Regions from separate parts of the Homo sapiens genome. Here region 2 is linked to region 1. The links are chromatin loops, found by intact Hi-C in ENCODE. Cell type or tissue: Caco-2. All regions are shown on one strand. Each heading gives the region's core, and the rest is flanking DNA. Links, peaks and the distances in the headings are about the cores only. Region 1 has its middle 39 kb from the start of C13orf42. Region 2 overlaps DHRS12 (dehydrogenase/reductase 12).

Region 1 (8,328 bases), core at 58-8,057:
TATGTATCACCCATCTGTGACCTGGAAGCTCCCTCTCTGCTTCCAGTCTTCCTGCCTTTGCTTCAAGTTATCCCACCTTTCCAGACCGAACCAATGTACTTCTAACATATATTGATTGACGTCTCATGTCTCCTTCAATGCATAAAACCAAGTTGTGCTCTGACCACCTTGGGCACATGTCTCAGGACTTCCTGAGGCTGTGTCACGAGCAAGTTCTCAACCTTGGCAAAATAAACTTTCTAAATTAACTGAGACCTGTCTCAACTTTTCGGGGTTCATAGAAGACAAGACAAATAAGTTCTAGAGCAATGCTGTGCAATATTGTGCCTGTAGATAATACTGTGTTGTACATTTAAACATTATTGAAAGGGTAAATCTCATGTTAAATGTTCTTACCTAAATAAAACTTTAAAATTTGTTTAAATAAAAAATAATATAAATATATAAAAGGCACCCAAAATTAACCTATTTTGGAACACCCCCAAGCTTTGATACCCAAAGCCTCTGATAAATGGACATCTGAGATCCCTGCCTCAATCAGAGATAACACAGGAAACTCACTTTTGTATTGACGGATTCCTTACCCCTTTCTTCATCTGTCAGCTACGGTCCATGTGGAACAAAACAAGCCTGTTGTGTCCCCTGAAATGCAAATAAAATCTCTTCTTGCTGTGAACCTCGAATATCCGAGACAGCTGTCAATCAGTTTAAGAAGTTTATTTTGCCAAAGTTAAGGACGCACGCCCATGACACAGCCTCAGGAGGTCCTGATAACATGTGCCCAAGGTGGTCTGAGCACAACTTGGTTTTATACATTTTAGGGAGACATGAGACATCAATCAATATATGTAAGATGAGCATTGGTTTGATCTGGAAAGGCAGAACAACTTGAAGCAAAGGACTCACAGTGGGGAGGGGGCTTCCAGGTCTTTGGTAGATAAGAGACAAATGGTTGCATTCTTTTCAGTTTCTGATTAGCTCTTCCAAAGGAGGCAATCAAATACACATTTATCTCAGTGAGCAGAGGGATAACTTTGAATAGAATGGGAGGTGGGTTTGCCCTAAGCAGTTCCCAGCTTGACTTTTCCCTTTAGCTTAGTGATTTGGGAAACCTGAGACTTATTTTCCTTTCACATTGCCCAGAGCTCTGGGTTTCTCTATCTCAGTGTCTGTCTGGCCTGCACCCATCACCAAACCAGGTTCCTCAACCTGCAGTGGCCCGCTTTGATCCCCTGGTCAGTGTCAAAGCTCACAGTACTTCCCTAGGCTTCTATCAACCTCAGGATTGCCTACCCTTGCTGGAAGCAGTAAAACAGCTGCAGCTGCAAAAGGTGGGGGCAGGCCAGGGGAGAGGTGGCATCCCAGGGAAGTCCCAGGTACTGACCATGTGTCCCCCTCCCAGGTACTCTGCTGGGGTGTGGATGCTGCACCATTTCCTGTTCTGCATCTGCATAGCATCTACACATTGCTCTCAGACCTTGGACTAGGTGTGGTGGGGACCCCCTTTCTTATCTCCTACACAGGAGAACAGTCTCTGTGAGAGTCAGTCCTGCTATAGGACAAATCCCGCTTTGGTGCCTGTGGCCTAGCTCCCTCCGTGCCTGTGAGAGAAGGGGCAGGGGCCTGGGTCCCAGTCATGGCTCTGCTGACCATGGGACAGTGGCTGCTGTGATCCTCCAGGGCTCTGTGGACTCATTTTAAACGCAAGGGGTGAGGCCAGGTATGGTGGCTCATGCCTGTAATCCCAGTACTTTGGGAGGCCGAGGTGGGTGGATCACCTGAGGTCAGGAGTTCGAGACGAGCCTGGCCAACATAGTGGAACCCCATCTCTACAAAAACACAAAAATTAGCCGGGCATGATGGCGGGTGCCTGTAATCCCAGCTACTCGGGAGGCTGAGGCTGGAGAATCGCTTGAACCCGGGAGGCAGAGGTTGCAGTGAGCTGATATCGCACCATTGCACTCCAGCCTGGGCAACAGAGCAAGACTGTGTCTCAAAAAAAAACAACGAAGGGGTGGATTTGGTCCAGGTCTTCAACCCTAGTTGCACATTAGAATCAATCACCTGAGAGATGTTTAAAAATACCCATGCCTGATCCTCCTCACAGACCAATTAAATCAGAACCTCCAGCAGGGAGGAACGGGTCTGTGGCTAATAAAACGGCTCAGTTGATTCTCACATATGGAGAGGGCTTGAGAAGCCCCGGATTAGGGGATCTGCAAGGGCCTCCTATGTCTGACGTTTGCCACTCTGTATATGACAGAATCATAGGGTCCCTGGGCTCTGGGTGCTGGTGGACCCTCCCCCAACACATGGAACCAAGCAAATGGAAATGAAACAGCACTGGATGACGCTTTGCATCTGCATAGCACTTTGACCCATGTGATTTCCGTAAAATCCCATGGCAAATTGGACCCCTATGATTACTTCTAGTGGAGAGGAAGGAAAAGAAACAAGGGCCAGCCAGGGAGAGGTCTCCCCAGGCCTTGCCAGCAGCCTGCCTCCCAGTCCTTGGGCTCAGCCAAGCCTCTTCATCTCTTTACAGAGACAAGGGAGCGCCTGCCCTGTGCCAGGCACTGCAGCAGGAAGGACTACGTCAGCAACATAGCACACACGCACGGCCCCTGCCCTCAGCAGGGGAGGAGAGCGACGCACAGGAAAACATCTTAAATGGTGTGATAGGCATCATGAAGGACGCCCACAGGGTGCCATGCAGAGAACAATGGTGGTGGCAGGAAGCCCCACAGGGAGGTGACATTTCAGTGAAGAGCTGTAAGGTAAAAGCCGGCAGCCCCCTGCAGAGCCAGGAGGCTCACGAAGGAAGAGCACAGCTCATGCAATCCCCTGAGGTCCCCCTGGAGGGGGGTCCAATGACACCTGGGGATGAGAAGGAAAGTCATCCTTTCCCTCCACCACATGGTGGGGCTTCTGGCTTATGGACAGGAACCCACTCCCACTGGGCAGCGACGTGCCTTAGGAAAAGGAAGAACAAACCCCCTAACTGGCTGAGGGCCCAAATGCCCCGCTGGCCTCAGGAGCCAGGGCTCTTTGAGGGTACCCTCCGCCGCCAGGCCCCAGCTGGGCCCGTATTGACCGTTTGGGCTTGCTGCTGCCTCCACGCCCTGGCTGCCCACCTCAAAGGCTCCCAGGACTCCACGGCTCAGGCTCCCTCTTGCAGGCAGCTGCTCCTTCCTGGGGCCAGGCTTCCCTTTACTCTGCAGAGGGGAATGGGTGCTGTTTTCCTTCCCCTCACAAAGCATCTTTCTGACTGCCCACCTCCTGCCCCACACAGTTTGAAAGGCTGATAGTTTCGAGATTCTGAATGAGGCTTCTGCAGAGGCCTTCTTGTGCTCCACAAGAAGGGCTGGGCAAGAATTTCAACCACGCTGCTAATTTCAGTCCGTCACTGCGGTGGCAGCTTCATATTTTCCCACTAGATGGGGTTCTTGATCTCTGCAGCTAAAGATCAGCTAGCTAGAGAGAATTCCAAATCATTTAATTTGGCTCTGAAGGCTGCTTAGAAATTTTATTCAAAGCAGAGGGAAATCTTTTATAGGAAGTGGCCAAAGGCTGAAATTGAAAAAAAAAAAAAAAAAACCCTAAAAATCTGGTTTCTGTATCTTCCTTAATTAGCAAAGGTGATAAAGGGTAATAAGTGAAAATGTTTGCAAAGGAAACCTAGCAAATCTGAAATACAGATGCAAATGGAGTGAGCTAGAAATGATTTCTCTAAAGAGCCATTTTGAACAATGCTGTAACTGCTTCTTCCCTTTGAGACAGCCAGAAGCATTGACCCTGGACATTCAAGCTGAAAAAAATATCCTTTGGTCTGGTCATTATCACCATTCTGCTTGATCAATGGTAGCCTGGTTCTCATTGATCCACTCCAGCCCCCAGACACACAAGAGAGGTAGCACAAGGTAGACGCATAGTGAAGCCACTATGAGCCAAAGGCAATTATGTTTTTCCAGTGCAAACTCATTTTGCTCAGTTCGGGAAACAGTTATATCTTTGAAGTCATTTAGCATGAATATTTCTCTTCATCATCAATAATAAGCACCTCTCTTGTCCCTTCCTCTGTAGGAAGGCTTTCTCTGACGTTTTTAGGCAGAGTTGAGATGGTGCCAGAAACAGCAAGAACAAAAAGATACTAACACTAACCCTGTCTTCAAGAGTCTATATCTTAGCCCAAGAAATAGCACTCTTCCCAGAAAACAGTAGAAGATACACATTATTTACATCATCTTAGAACTTTGCATGGATAAATGAAATATTTGACGAATAAACTCAGACCTTTGTATTTAGAAGTTAGAATTTTCCGTAGATATAAAACCAGTTTTAAAGAAGCTTCCCTTTTGAAGTGCCATAACAGAATTGCACAAGAATTATGGACAAAATTATGTAGACAAAAACACATGATCAGCTTTTACTGCTGACATTTTCATTTACTGTGGTGTCGTTTGTGGGACCCCCACATTTCTCCAGAATTGGGGATATTTTTTAACAGGCAGCCCTTGGTCACTTGGTCACAGTGAAAACAAACATCTTTGAGCACTTGGTCATTGTATGTCACAATTTTCAAATTTACAGCCACCAGCGTATCCTACTGGGGCGACTGGGGGAATCAATACTGGGCTTTATTCTTATTATATACTTGGAACAGGTTCAATGTAGTCCCTTAGGAAGTAATATTAGAACTTCAATCACACGGGAAGGGAGGCTTTAAGAAAGTTGCTTCTGTTAACACACTCCTCCGTCCTGGTCACAACCAAAACATATATATTCAGCCCAAATTTGGCATAAATTCTGCGTAAATTATATATACTTTCAGCAGTTCTACAAACATTTTTCAAGAAGACTGGCTGTATAACAGAACCTCTTTCTTTCCAGAAAGCAGCTTTGGCCATCCTAAAAAATGCAGTGGACTAATCCAGATGAGCCCATCAATTTGCCTAGGGGTCACTGCTTGTGCCACCAGAAAGATACTCGCAGAGAGACCCTCAACAACTGGGGCTATGTTGTTCCATCCCAGAATGAAAACTAAAACTAGAGCTGCATTAGCACTTGCTGAGGTAAACTGAATTCCTTGGTTCTATGCAGATCTTGCCTGTGTATGGATGACTAGAATCAAAAGGCTACCAATGTCTTCTGAGATGCCAGAAGTCAGAAATAATCCCAGCTAAATGAAAAATACCAGAAATGCTACCAAAAAAATTGGCCACAGCAAGTACAGAGCTGTAGAATCTTCAACTCTTCAGAACCCCCCTGGCCTGAGCTGTGTGCATAAGGCCAATCACAGGCACAAATTCACTCTATAGACACTAGTCAAACATTGTAGTAGACAGAATAACAGCCCCTAAAGACGTCCACACATGAATCCCTGCAACCTGTGAATATGTCACACCACATGGTAATGTTACATATGCGAATATGTTACACCACATGGTAAAGGGAATTAAGGCTGCTAATCAGGTTAAGATGGGGGGATTTTCCAGATTATCTTTCTTAAAAATGGAAGAGGGTGGCAGGAGAGGGCAGAAAAATGAAATGTGAGAGAGACTCAGCACACCATTGCTGACTTTCAAGACAGAGGAAGGGGCCAGAAGCCAAGAAATGCAGGTAGCCCCAAAAGCTGGAAAAGGAAAAAAAAAAGAAAAAACAAACAAACAAACAAACAAAAACTCAGATTCTTCCCTAGAGCCTCTAGAAGGAACTGAACCCTGCGGACACCTTGATTTTTAGCCCAGTGAGACCTGTGTTGGACATCTAACCTAGAGAACTTCATATTGCTTTAAGCCACTAAGTTGGTGATGATTTGTTCCAGCAGTAATAGGAAATCAATATAAGCACCTTCTATGACCAGGCACTGACCCTGCCAATGCAAATATGCCCGGCATTCCAGAGACACATAGTCCAGTAGGGAGAGAAAATTCTGCACATGCAGGTAAAGCAACATGCTATGCACTAAACATGCATGTACCAAGCCCTGAGGGAGCACTGAGCTGATGGTGCTCCCCTTTGCCTGGGGGAGCCAAGGAAGGCTTCCTGGAGCAGAGGAGACATTTCAGCTTAACCTAGAAGCCTGATAGAAGGGGTCTGTACTATTCTGGACTTACATGGTCCCAGGGCCTTTTATTTAGACATGAATGCTGAAGAAGGAAGCAGTTTTTTATTGTCCAGGCTGGTCTAGACCCTTGATCCTCAAAGTATGGTCCAGGAGTCACGTGGGAGCTTGTTAGAAATGCAGAATCTCTGGCCCAGCCCAGCCCTACCAGGAGAGAATCTTCATTCTAACAAGATCCCAGGGGATTCATAGGTGCATGACAGTTTAAGAATCACTGCCCCAAATAACAATATTCTCATACTCACCACAGTGTGGAAAGAAAGAAACAGGTTCCAGAAATTGTTTACATATGTAACCCTGATAGCATGGAGGTCCCTCAGAACATTCCTACTGCTATGTGACCATGCTTAGAACGGTGCACTCCAGCTCTGTGTCGTTTCTCAGCATCTACATAGACATCACATACACCATCAGGCTGTACGTCTCCTGTGGAAACATTTAGCAGGCTTTATTTTATAAACACTTGGTTACAAACATCACCCAGTTCTTCCATTTATTTATTTTTTAAGAGATGGGGTCTCACTCTGTTGCCAGGGCTGAAGTGCAGTGGCACGAACCTGGCTCACTGCAGCCCTGACCTCCTGGGCTCTAGTGATCCTCTCAGCTCAGTTTCTCTGAATAGCTGGAACTACAGGTGCATGCCACCATACCTGGCTAATGTTTAAATATTTTTTAGAGATGGGGTTCTTGCTCTGTTGCCCAGGCTGGTGTCAAACTTCTGGTCTCAAATGATCCTCCTGCCTCAGCCTAACCCATTTCTTTTTTAGAAAACACAACTTCAGCTCTAGCATTCTGATAGTGCAAAGTTTTTCTCCTGCTTGATGACCTCAATCCCAAAATAATTTACTCTAACAGCTAAATCTTCAAATCACTGAGCCTCAATTTACTTCTACCATCAGTAAAAAGAGGTCAGGGTGGCTCTGGCAAACCTAAGCCCTAGTCCTGGGAAATCCACAGATAACCCTTTAAGGCTCACTGGCTTAGTGACTCAATCCCTCCAGCCTCTTTGCTATGCTCGAGCCACATGTCTGCTGGCTGTGGATCCCATACATGCAGAGCTGCGTCATGTTCGCGGGCACCCTGGGGACACCTGCTGCGGGGTTGATGTTTTGTTATGTTTCTGCAGCACAACCAGGGCTGGCTTCTTGGGGACTGTATACAGTGCACTTGCCCAGCCCCACACACAGAAGGGATTGAGGTTTAGTGCTCTGCAGTGGCAATCTTAAAACTCTTAATGATTGTATCTTTGAATTAATGTTTTGTAAGTCAAGTTATGTGCCAAAGACTTGGAGCCTCAGCTCCTGCCATTGCACCTGCCGCCTCCCTAGCAAGGGTTCTTCAACACCCCCTCCCCTGTCCTGCCAAGTGACCACTGCCCCTTTTTCCTGCTCCCTCCATAGGGTCCTGCTGAGCAACCACTGCCCCCTTTTCCTGCCCTCCTCAGAGTGTGGGAGCCAGGCATGCACCCCCTGCATGCCCAGGGCATCAAGATGAGGTCCTGGGCACCTATAAGTGTCTGCACTCACCCAATGCCTATGCTTGTGCCCAAGGGAGTGTGACACTCAATACCAAATAAAAAAACATGACAGAGAGAGAGAGAGAGACAGAGATAGAGACTGTGAGAGAGAAAGCTTTTCTCCTACTTTAAAAAAAATTGTAGTAAAAATTATGTAACATAAAATTACTCTCTTAACCATTTTAAGTGTACTGCTCAGTTGTGTTAAATACATTCACGTTGTTATCAACCCATTTTCTTGCTTTCTGTTTTTTTTCTTTTTTTTTTTTTTTTTTTTTTTTTTGGAGACAGGATCTCGCTTTGTCGCCCAGGCTGGAATGCAGTGATGCAATCTCTCAGCTCACTGCAACCTCCGTCTCCTGAGCTCAAGTGATTCTCCCACCTCAGCCTCCCAAATAGCTGGGACTACAGGTGCATTCCTAGCTAAGTTTTGTATGTTTAGTAGAGAAAGGATTTCGCCATGTTGTCCAGGCGGGTCTCAGACTCCTGGGCTCAAGCAATCTACCGCCTCGGCCTCCCAGAGTGCTGAGATTACAGGATTGAGCCACCATGCCTGACCCAACCCATCTTCAAAACTGTTTTCTTCTTGCAAAACTAAAATGTGATACCCATTACTCCCCATTTTCCCCTACCCCCAGCCCCTGACAACCACCATTCTACTTCCTATCTCTATGAATTTGACAACTCC
Region 2 (8,328 bases), core at 234-8,233, 650 kb after region 1:
TCCAATGAATGCAACGGCATCCTCTCTGAGCATCAGTGGACATACGTGACTTATCACTAACCCAAGGCAGAGGGCACCTAAGTATTGAACCTACAGACGAGGATCTGAGCAAGAGCCACAACTCCTTTGACAAAGCAGAGAAGTTCCGTGCCCTGCCTGAGTTTCCCCATTAATCAAGCTATAAAACTCAAAGCTGTAGTCGAATTTATTTCTACTCATCTTAAAACATATTGTTTTCTCACCTGAGACAAATGAGACAAAGCAACTCCACATTTTCATGACTCAGAAAGTCTAGTCAGGTTGAACACCATATTCAGCTTAAGCCTGGCCCAACTGAATATTCCTCTGCCTTCAAAGGATAGGAAAAATGTTGTCTGTACAGAGCTATTCTCTTTTAAAATGTCTGTGAAGGCCCTCACCCAGCCAGAGCGAACAAGGCTGCTGAGTCATATCTGAGTCAGCCAGGAGCCTGTACCAATGACTGCAAACTGAGTCTAGACACCTAATCCTTCCATTTTGAGGCCTTGTCTGCCACCACCCTAAAACTCCCTCCTACCAGAAAGCGCTGTGTAACATGTATACAAAATCCAGGTTAAAACAGCAACAAAACTCAAGTGAACTAAAAGCAATTCTGCTTTAAACGTTCCACAAGTTATCTGAGCTTCCTGGAAGCGCCTGAGATGTCTCAGAGTGAAAAGGAGGCAATAGCAGGGAAGAGAGAATCACTGTCCTAGACAAATCAGCCACGGAGCTGGTGACATGAAGCACCAAGAAAAGAGGAAGGAAATCATCTGTGTCCCTCTGAGGCAAAACAGGAGGCCACAAAGCACCCAGAAGGAGAGGCTGGCAGTCTGCTGTGGCCAGGAGAAGGAACTGGAAACAGGTGCATGTGTGTAAAAGTCCCAATCTGCGGAGCCACACAATGAGAAGGCTCACCTTAGGAGCCACTGGGCCCCACTGTGATACAAGCATGGTTACTGAAATTGAACAAAACAAAACTCAACTGGGACCCTTTCTGCAGACAAGCCACCATCTATAGCGGCTGTGTGACCCAGGAGTCATGAGGTGACATCATGGGGACTGATCCCCCCATCAGAGCAGTTCCCACAATGAGCACGGTAAACAGTGCATGGAGGTGTTTTGTTAAGTAGAAATCATTCTGGAGAAATGAGGCGGTATTTCATAAAACCACTGAGGTCTTGGGAAGCTAAATCAACCATTCTCAAGAAGCTAGAAATCCACATTGGCCTGGAAGAGCTGGAGAGTCGAAACCCGTTTTTTATCATGGTGTGTGATGTTGGTGGAGTCAATCACCCATAAGACATAAGTGCTTTCACAGAACCTTCCAGCCACATCAGGAGGCCTGCAGGACTGAAAAATGTTGCCCAGGCACCTGTCCCTCTGTGATCTTTCCCTCTAAAACCCATAACTCCAGTGTAATCATCAGAAAGACATCAGACAAATCCCAACTGTGAAAGCCTATCTCAAAAATAGCCTATCTCAAAAATCCCGAGAGCCTATCTCAAAAAATAATACATAAAATAGAAGTTTTTTTTTTTTTTAATGTTACCCATGGAGATAACTGCTAGACGAAAGTCTGGAGCCAGGTACTAAGGTGGGGCTGAACTGCAACCAGAAGCCTGGGGAAAAAGGTACACCCTGTTTCTCCCCTAGGCCCTTTGGGAGCATCGTGTCCAGTGGACTGGTGAGCCAGCAGTCTGCTCTACAGTAACCAGTACTCCTTTCCCCAAGCTTAAGCCACACATAACCTCTCTGAAAGATCACCTCAGCATGATATTCACCTCTCTATATGGCCAAACACCTGATCTTACCAAGCCAGCGTGTACAAGCAGCTGAGATCCCCACGTGACCTTGAGCCTTACCTGGTGCCTGTGCTCCCTGGCTCAGCTGGCCTGCCGCACACCTCACCCAGACCCTCCTGCCCAAGGGACCTTCTTTCTTTGATGTTCACCCAACCATGCACGCAGGACCAGCTGCTCCACTGCCCTCACAGCTCTACCACACATCTTTTCTGCTACTGGGGGCTTGCAGGCTTCCACCTCCCACTGAGCAGGGCCTAAGCACTGATTAAACAGAACACACTTGAAGCAGAGAATGTAAGGTTGGGAGTGGTAATAATATTAGTATAAACAATAATGATAATACCAACAATAATAATAGTAGCTACTTCTATTGATTGAGAGCTGTTTGTTCTTAGGATACCCTGAGCTTCCCATCTTGTAGCCCTTATCATGTTATTTCAGTAACATCTAACAGACACCTCTTTCAACAGAGGGAACTGAACGCAGGGATTGATTTCCCAGGTGATTAAGGAAGGTGAGAACTCAACCAGGATTGGTGAAGTAACCCAGAGATTAGTAACAACAGGAAACTACCACCAGCCCTAGGCTCAAGGAACAAAGGGAGAATGCAGTGTGGCCTGAGCCCAGGAACCAGAAGGAAGAACCAGAGAGGAGATTCGCCATCACCAGGGAAGCCAATATCTCAATTCCCCCCTTCCTTTCACCTAGCAATCTTCCTCTAGTAACTGCCATTGGCCAAACCCAGCCAAAAGCTGTCTGGTTGTAGGAGCTGAAGAAACACATACCTTGGGGTTCATACTATTTGTCCCCCAACCCACCCCCACTATGATACAGAGCATGGCGGCCAGGCCCAGGGCAGGCACACACACTTCAAGGAAACTGTTAATCACTTGTATCCTGCACAAGACTGTCTGGGGCTGTGTCTGTCCCAATCACTGTGTCTCCAGCTGTTTGGCATACGGTTCACCCTTAAATACATGTTAAAAAACTAATAAAGTCAAGTTACCCCTATTTTTTAATGAGGAAATGAATGTTCAGGGAAGCTAAGAACTTTGCCCAAGCTCACAGGCCAGAAAGTGCAAAACCAGGACTCGTATCAGAGCCCAACTCCCTCCTTCATACCACGCTTTTGTGTGTGGGCTGCCTACCAAAGGTAGACCAGATGAAGCTGTGGAGTGGGGCCTCTTCATAAGCAGGGAGGGACAGCTGATCCCTGGCAGAGCCTGGAGGAGACACTGAGTCAGGGAAACCACAGACACTGGCATAAGCAGACAGGTACCCTCATCCTGGACGCTCCACCTCTGAGTGCTGGAGGCCACTTATAAACCCGAGAGAGCAGTGAATGTCCTGTGTGTGCATTCAAATCCCGTCAAGTGTATCTGTATGGAGGTGAGGGGGGCAGTAGGCAAGGGCTTGCTTTCTCCCCAGTGCAGGAACATGCTTGCTCCCCTTTTCAGCTCTCTACCCCTCCTAAACATGGTGGAATTAGATATAAGCCAAACAGATCCATATTATCATCATTTTTCATTTAAATATACTTTTTAAAGCCTGTGGCCCACACCACAGCAGGCTGGAATCCAGGCAAACCTCCTCCTGTCCGTGGCCTGAGATTAGTATTCTTGTTGCATCCTGCAGCAGCACCACCGAAAGTTATCAGCAGGCAGACAGCCAGCTTTCAATCTCGAGAACTGCAGCCCGCAGATCGCAGCGGCACTTGCAGACATTAGAGGAAGATTTAGAGACCCTCACACTTGCCGCCAGCACTAAGCCTCTGTAAGGCACCTGATGGCATGAGACTGGGGATTTCCATGAGAAAGGGAAAGGAACAGACACTTGGTGTGAAAATGTTATTTCAAAGTTGATGCAAAATATTCCATCCTAGAGAGGGGCATTCTTCTCTTTGACCAGGGTCCATGCCTGAGGGTGGGTACTGTCTGTCCCTCCCCAGCTTCCCTCCTACAGGCCCTCCAATTGTGGGGTCTCCTAGAGAAGAGGTAGGAATGGAATGAGGATGTTCTTTAGTGACAGTGAGCGAGCAGCCATGACTGAGGGTCCTTTTGGGGGTCAGGGTTTTCCATTCAGGGCAGCCTTATGGCTACACGATGGATCATGGGAATATGATCTATACAGCTGCACACGCCCTGCGACTGGAAAGGCCTCAAGCTTGGTTTAATGTCCTGCCTTTGTTGTGTAGAAATTCTAAATAACTTTTACACAAGGGTCTTGCATTTTCATTTTGCACCGAGCCCCACTAATTATGTAGCCAATCCTGGTTCCAGCTCTTTCAGAACAGAAAGACCACAAAATGTGAGGCAGCTCTGAAGGCTCGTGTCAGAAAGTAGCTCTCATCAAGACCCAAATGCTGCCGGTGTTTCTCTTTATTAGAGCACATCGGGTCAATGCATGGCTCCGTGGCACCCGGGTGACCCTTGCTGTGTGTTGCTGATGTGGGCTCCCTCTGAGGTGAGGAGACTGGAAGTATCACTGTCCAGTGTAATGGGCCTCTGCCTGCTGGCCTCTGCTGGTTTCACAGGCAGCTCAGGACCATGCGGTCAAGCCTCAGTGCCCCCACTTATCCCCTTGTCAAACCTAGCCATTCAAAAGCAGGGCCCAGCTCCCTGCTGGCCGAGGCTGCTTCCAAAGCAGAAGCACAAACACAGGCCCTCTTCAACCCAGGGAAAGCGGGTAGGAGTCCAGCCTCCTCACAGCTGACCATGGAGGCAAGGAAACCCAGCAGGAGGGGTGAGGAGCTGCTCACCTGGTTACCGCTCTCCCGGATGATCTCACCCCTGGCATCTTCTGCTGGGGCTTGATCTCGACAAACCAGGTGAACTGTGCCACCTGGTGGAATTCAATGAAACCATCTGTGAGTTACAGCGAGAGCTACAGAAACCAGCTCTTCCTAATGAAAAATGAAGACATATGGGCTCACAGTTGACACTCTTCTGTTAAGCCTAGATGGGTGGTTCCCAGAGTTAAGAGCAGCAAGGGCGATGGTGAGGGAGGTGCTGGAACCTTATTGCCTACCTGTGCTGACAGTGCGTCTGGAATAACATCCTGATTTTTTGAGGGCCTGAACACATCAAGGATAAGAAACATTGATCTGGGTCACATATGCCTCCCTAGCATCTAGCATAGTAGCTGACCCAGATGTGTTAAACCTGGCTGCACTTTAGACTCATGTAGGGAGCTTTTAAAGATCTAGGCGATAGGCCCAGGACTGGGTATGTTTTACAAGCTCCCCTGGTGATGTAATGTTCAGCCAAAGTAGACAGCCACTTGCCTAGCATGTAGTAGAGACTCAAGTATTGACTGAATGTTGAGTCCATCAGCAGCCCTCATATTATCCCAGCAAATGCCACACCATCATCAATCAAGGTCAATTTAAAGCAGAATGCCTTCGCCGTGGCAGCTAAGAACGAATCGTTATGGAGTCTGCTTTCTTTACTAAAAATCACCCACTTGATTAAATGGGGTGTTTCATGGGAGGCTACAGGCTAACCACAACACTAGCCCCTCTTCTCTCCTCCTCTCCGCACTTCAGAGTGCTTCCCAGCTGCTAAGATGCAATTAATCCTCTCCCTGACTTGGCAGATAATTAAATAAAGCTTCAAATGATATAATAGTCCCCTGAAAAATGCCTAACTTGGATTTAGAGAGAGGAAAAAAGAAAACATCTTCAGCATCTTAAAAAGTGATAAATTCACAACCTAGTTCCCCACCTTCTGCTGGAACATCCATTTTTCCTGAAGAGGCTCTGGAGAGATGCAGCAAACTTTTCTAGCCACTGCAGAGCCATTTGGTGACCCAGGATCGTTGAGCTCATGCAGGAAATTCTGGCATTTACCATGAGGAAGACTTCTGCTGACTGAAGACTTTACAGTGCACCTGAAGCACCTCTTTATAGTCAAGCTTAGGGGAGGGAAGCGGGAGGCTGCTCTAGCCCTGGAGGCTGGACCCCAGCAAGGAGGAAGTTTAGTTCAATGCACTCCTCTCTCCAGGTATTTTGGGGGCCTTGGTTCATAACTACCATCCACATCCAAATTGCAGTGGACTTTGAGGCTCCCCCTCCCCTTGTCTCTCACCCCAGGAGAGTCTCATTGAGAAGACATGAGTTAGAGACCAGGTGTTCATGTTTTTGTTTTTGTTTTTTTAATTAAATTCCACTGGGGATTCTGATGTCCAGGGTTTGCTTGAGCCCCTCGCTGTTCTTAATCAGAAAACACTGGGACACGTGGGCAGGACCCCAAGCTCGCCTGAGAATTAATTAAGTGTTGAGGAAAGGGCTCCTGTTGCTCTAGCCACCTGGAGCTCAAAACTCAGAAAGCTGGCAGCTGTGCCCAGAACCATGGGATCGCCGTCCAGGACTTCCTGGCCTGCCTGTGACACAGGGTGCCCTCCTCAGTGTGGACCGGCCGCAGTCTGGCCGTGGGGCTCAGTGGACACACGTGTTAGCAGCTGCTTACCTCGCTTGGCGATTTCAAGGGCAGTTGCTTTGCCAATGCCGCTGTTTCCTCCAGTGACCAAAAAGACTCTTCCAGGAATCTGGACCTCCAAGTCATGAGGGACAAAGTCTTTACATGCAGATTCATAGCCACTCCTAGAAAGAGGAGACCCACAGGAAGACCAGCTGTAAGGAGTGGGGAACACAAACCCCTGCAGGAGAAAGCCTAATTCTAGGATGGGCATTATTGCTGTCTCCGCCTCTCCCAACACATCACGAAACTCCTTTCTCCCTTGCCCTCCCTGCTCTCACAAACACCACTATCTCGGGGCCTGCATTTCCTGGACCATGATCTTTCCAAACTTTTGAAAATATTGGAGATTCCAACATTTTGGCATCCAAATTGTCTTCCTCTGACTGCCCCGATCCTGGGGAGTGGCAAAAAGAAAAAAAATCCCTTGACAGATGAATTGCTCTTTTCCCTTTTGTGGGGGGCAGGTTTCAGGAAGCTTAGGAGACCATTTGCATTGTGCTTATTGCATTGCAGGACAGATATCCTTGCCTACTTGGAGAAACGGGGGAGATTTGCAAGTAGGGAATAAAGGAGGAGGATGGTAGAGTTATTTAAGCTCTGCACCCATCAGAGGAAGCCAAGGCTCCTTCAGGGACACAAGGTGTGCACTGCACAGCTCTAGGGAGTGCCATTCGGATCAGAATGATGGGATATTTGTATCTGCATTATGATAATGTTCTGGCAGGTGGCAGAAAAGCATATTGCAGAAGAGGTATTTTTTCTGATTTGCACAAAGGCATCATATTGGATAGATGCAATTGTGAGTTCTTTAACTGTTTCTTTTTCCCATTCCTTTTGCGATACCTCTCTACCTTTACTCTTCTAGTATTTCCTGGCTATGAAATTGGCTAAGGGCAGTGGTGGCAGAATGGTGGGGTTGGCAGGTGGAGGCCCAGAGGGCAGACTCTGCCCACGCACAGGCAGGCTGGGGTCTCAGAGCTTACATCTCTCACCTACGGAGCCGAGAGATTTCTCCTGGGCAATGCAGGATGGGACTCTGATCTCAAGGCTCCACAGATGCTGAGAGCCCTCCCACAGGACCTGTTTACAAAAGGGTAGCCAACAGCTGGCCTCCTGCCCCATGCCCTGGTACAGCACAACTGCCAGTTACATGCTCTGGAACTCGGGGAAGTGGCCAAAGGATGTTTATGAGCTTGGGTTTGGTTTGAAAGTCATTGCCACGGGGCAGGCATTGCCACTTGTTTCAGTCAAGCCAGATGTTCTTAAGAGAACAAGAAAAATGTTCCTGTTTTCACCATCTGTAACTCACCAGAACATGCAGGGCAGCTTAGAGAACACCCTACCCATTGCTTCTGCTGTGAGTGGCAAGCAAGACTTCTTATTCCAAAGCCTTCCCAAAAAGGTTGACTTGAAACTTAAAAATATCAGTAACAAGGGCTTGAACAACCTGGGTTTAAGTCACAGCTCAGCCTCTTACTAGCTGTGCCATCTTGTGTGTTGATTTAACCTTTCTGAGCTCTTATCTCCTCATCTGCAGAAAGGGAATAATAAGAGATACCTCTTGGGCAGCCTAAATGAGATGCCGCATCTAAGGCACTTATGACAGCACTTGGAACATATTAGGAGCTCAATAATTAGCAGCTGACATTATTATTTTTTGAGACAGAGTCCCACCCTGTCGCCCAGGATGGAGTGCAGTGGCGCGATCTCGGCTCACTGCAACCTCCGCCTCCCGGGTTCAAGTGATTCTCCTGTCTCAGCCTCCTGAGTAGCTGGGGTTATAAGCGCCCGTCACCACACCCGGCTAATTTTTGTATTTTTTAGTAGAGATGGGTTTTCACCATGTTGGCCATGCTGGTCTCGAACACCTGACCTCAGGTGATCCACCCACCTTGGCTTCCCAAAATGCTGGGATTACAGGCATAAGCCACCGCACCCAGGTGACATTATTATTATCACTATTAATAATGACAGTACCGTCCATGTTCACACTTGAGCTCATTTGGCCCCCAAGCCTTCAAATCAGT

Evidence for each region. Hi-C counts contacts between places; a loop is a spot of excess contacts. Peaks named below come from ENCODE experiments on the same cell type or tissue, not always from the same donor. Only the 100,000 strongest peaks of a DNase experiment are listed, where the experiment ranks them.
Region 2: it touches region 1 in a loop (8-fold over the local background); 9 of 110 quality-filtered maps call a loop at or near these places.

The regions. Positions count from the first base shown.
Region 1 is chr13:51,145,734-51,154,061 of GRCh38, forward strand. It overlaps a transcript of C13orf42 not described here. Among named protein-coding and RNA genes, the nearest start is that of C13orf42, 39 kb to the left of the region's middle. RefSeq lists an enhancer at 2,535-3,426. In Caco-2, for the core only: CTCF peaks have their summits at 3,464 and 3,669; a DNase peak (open chromatin) is centred at 3,385.
Region 2 is chr13:51,793,245-51,801,572 of GRCh38, forward strand. It overlaps DHRS12 (dehydrogenase/reductase 12), which reads right to left. Exons shown (of 9, transcript NM_001377533.1): 2 at 6,290-6,423. The coding sequence starts at 6,415. Among named protein-coding and RNA genes, the nearest start is that of DHRS12, 6.8 kb to the right of the region's middle. RefSeq lists enhancers at 544-903, 3,809-4,337, 4,408-4,487. In Caco-2, for the core only: a CTCF peak has its summit at 4,665 (motif pointing left); a DNase peak (open chromatin) is centred at 4,627.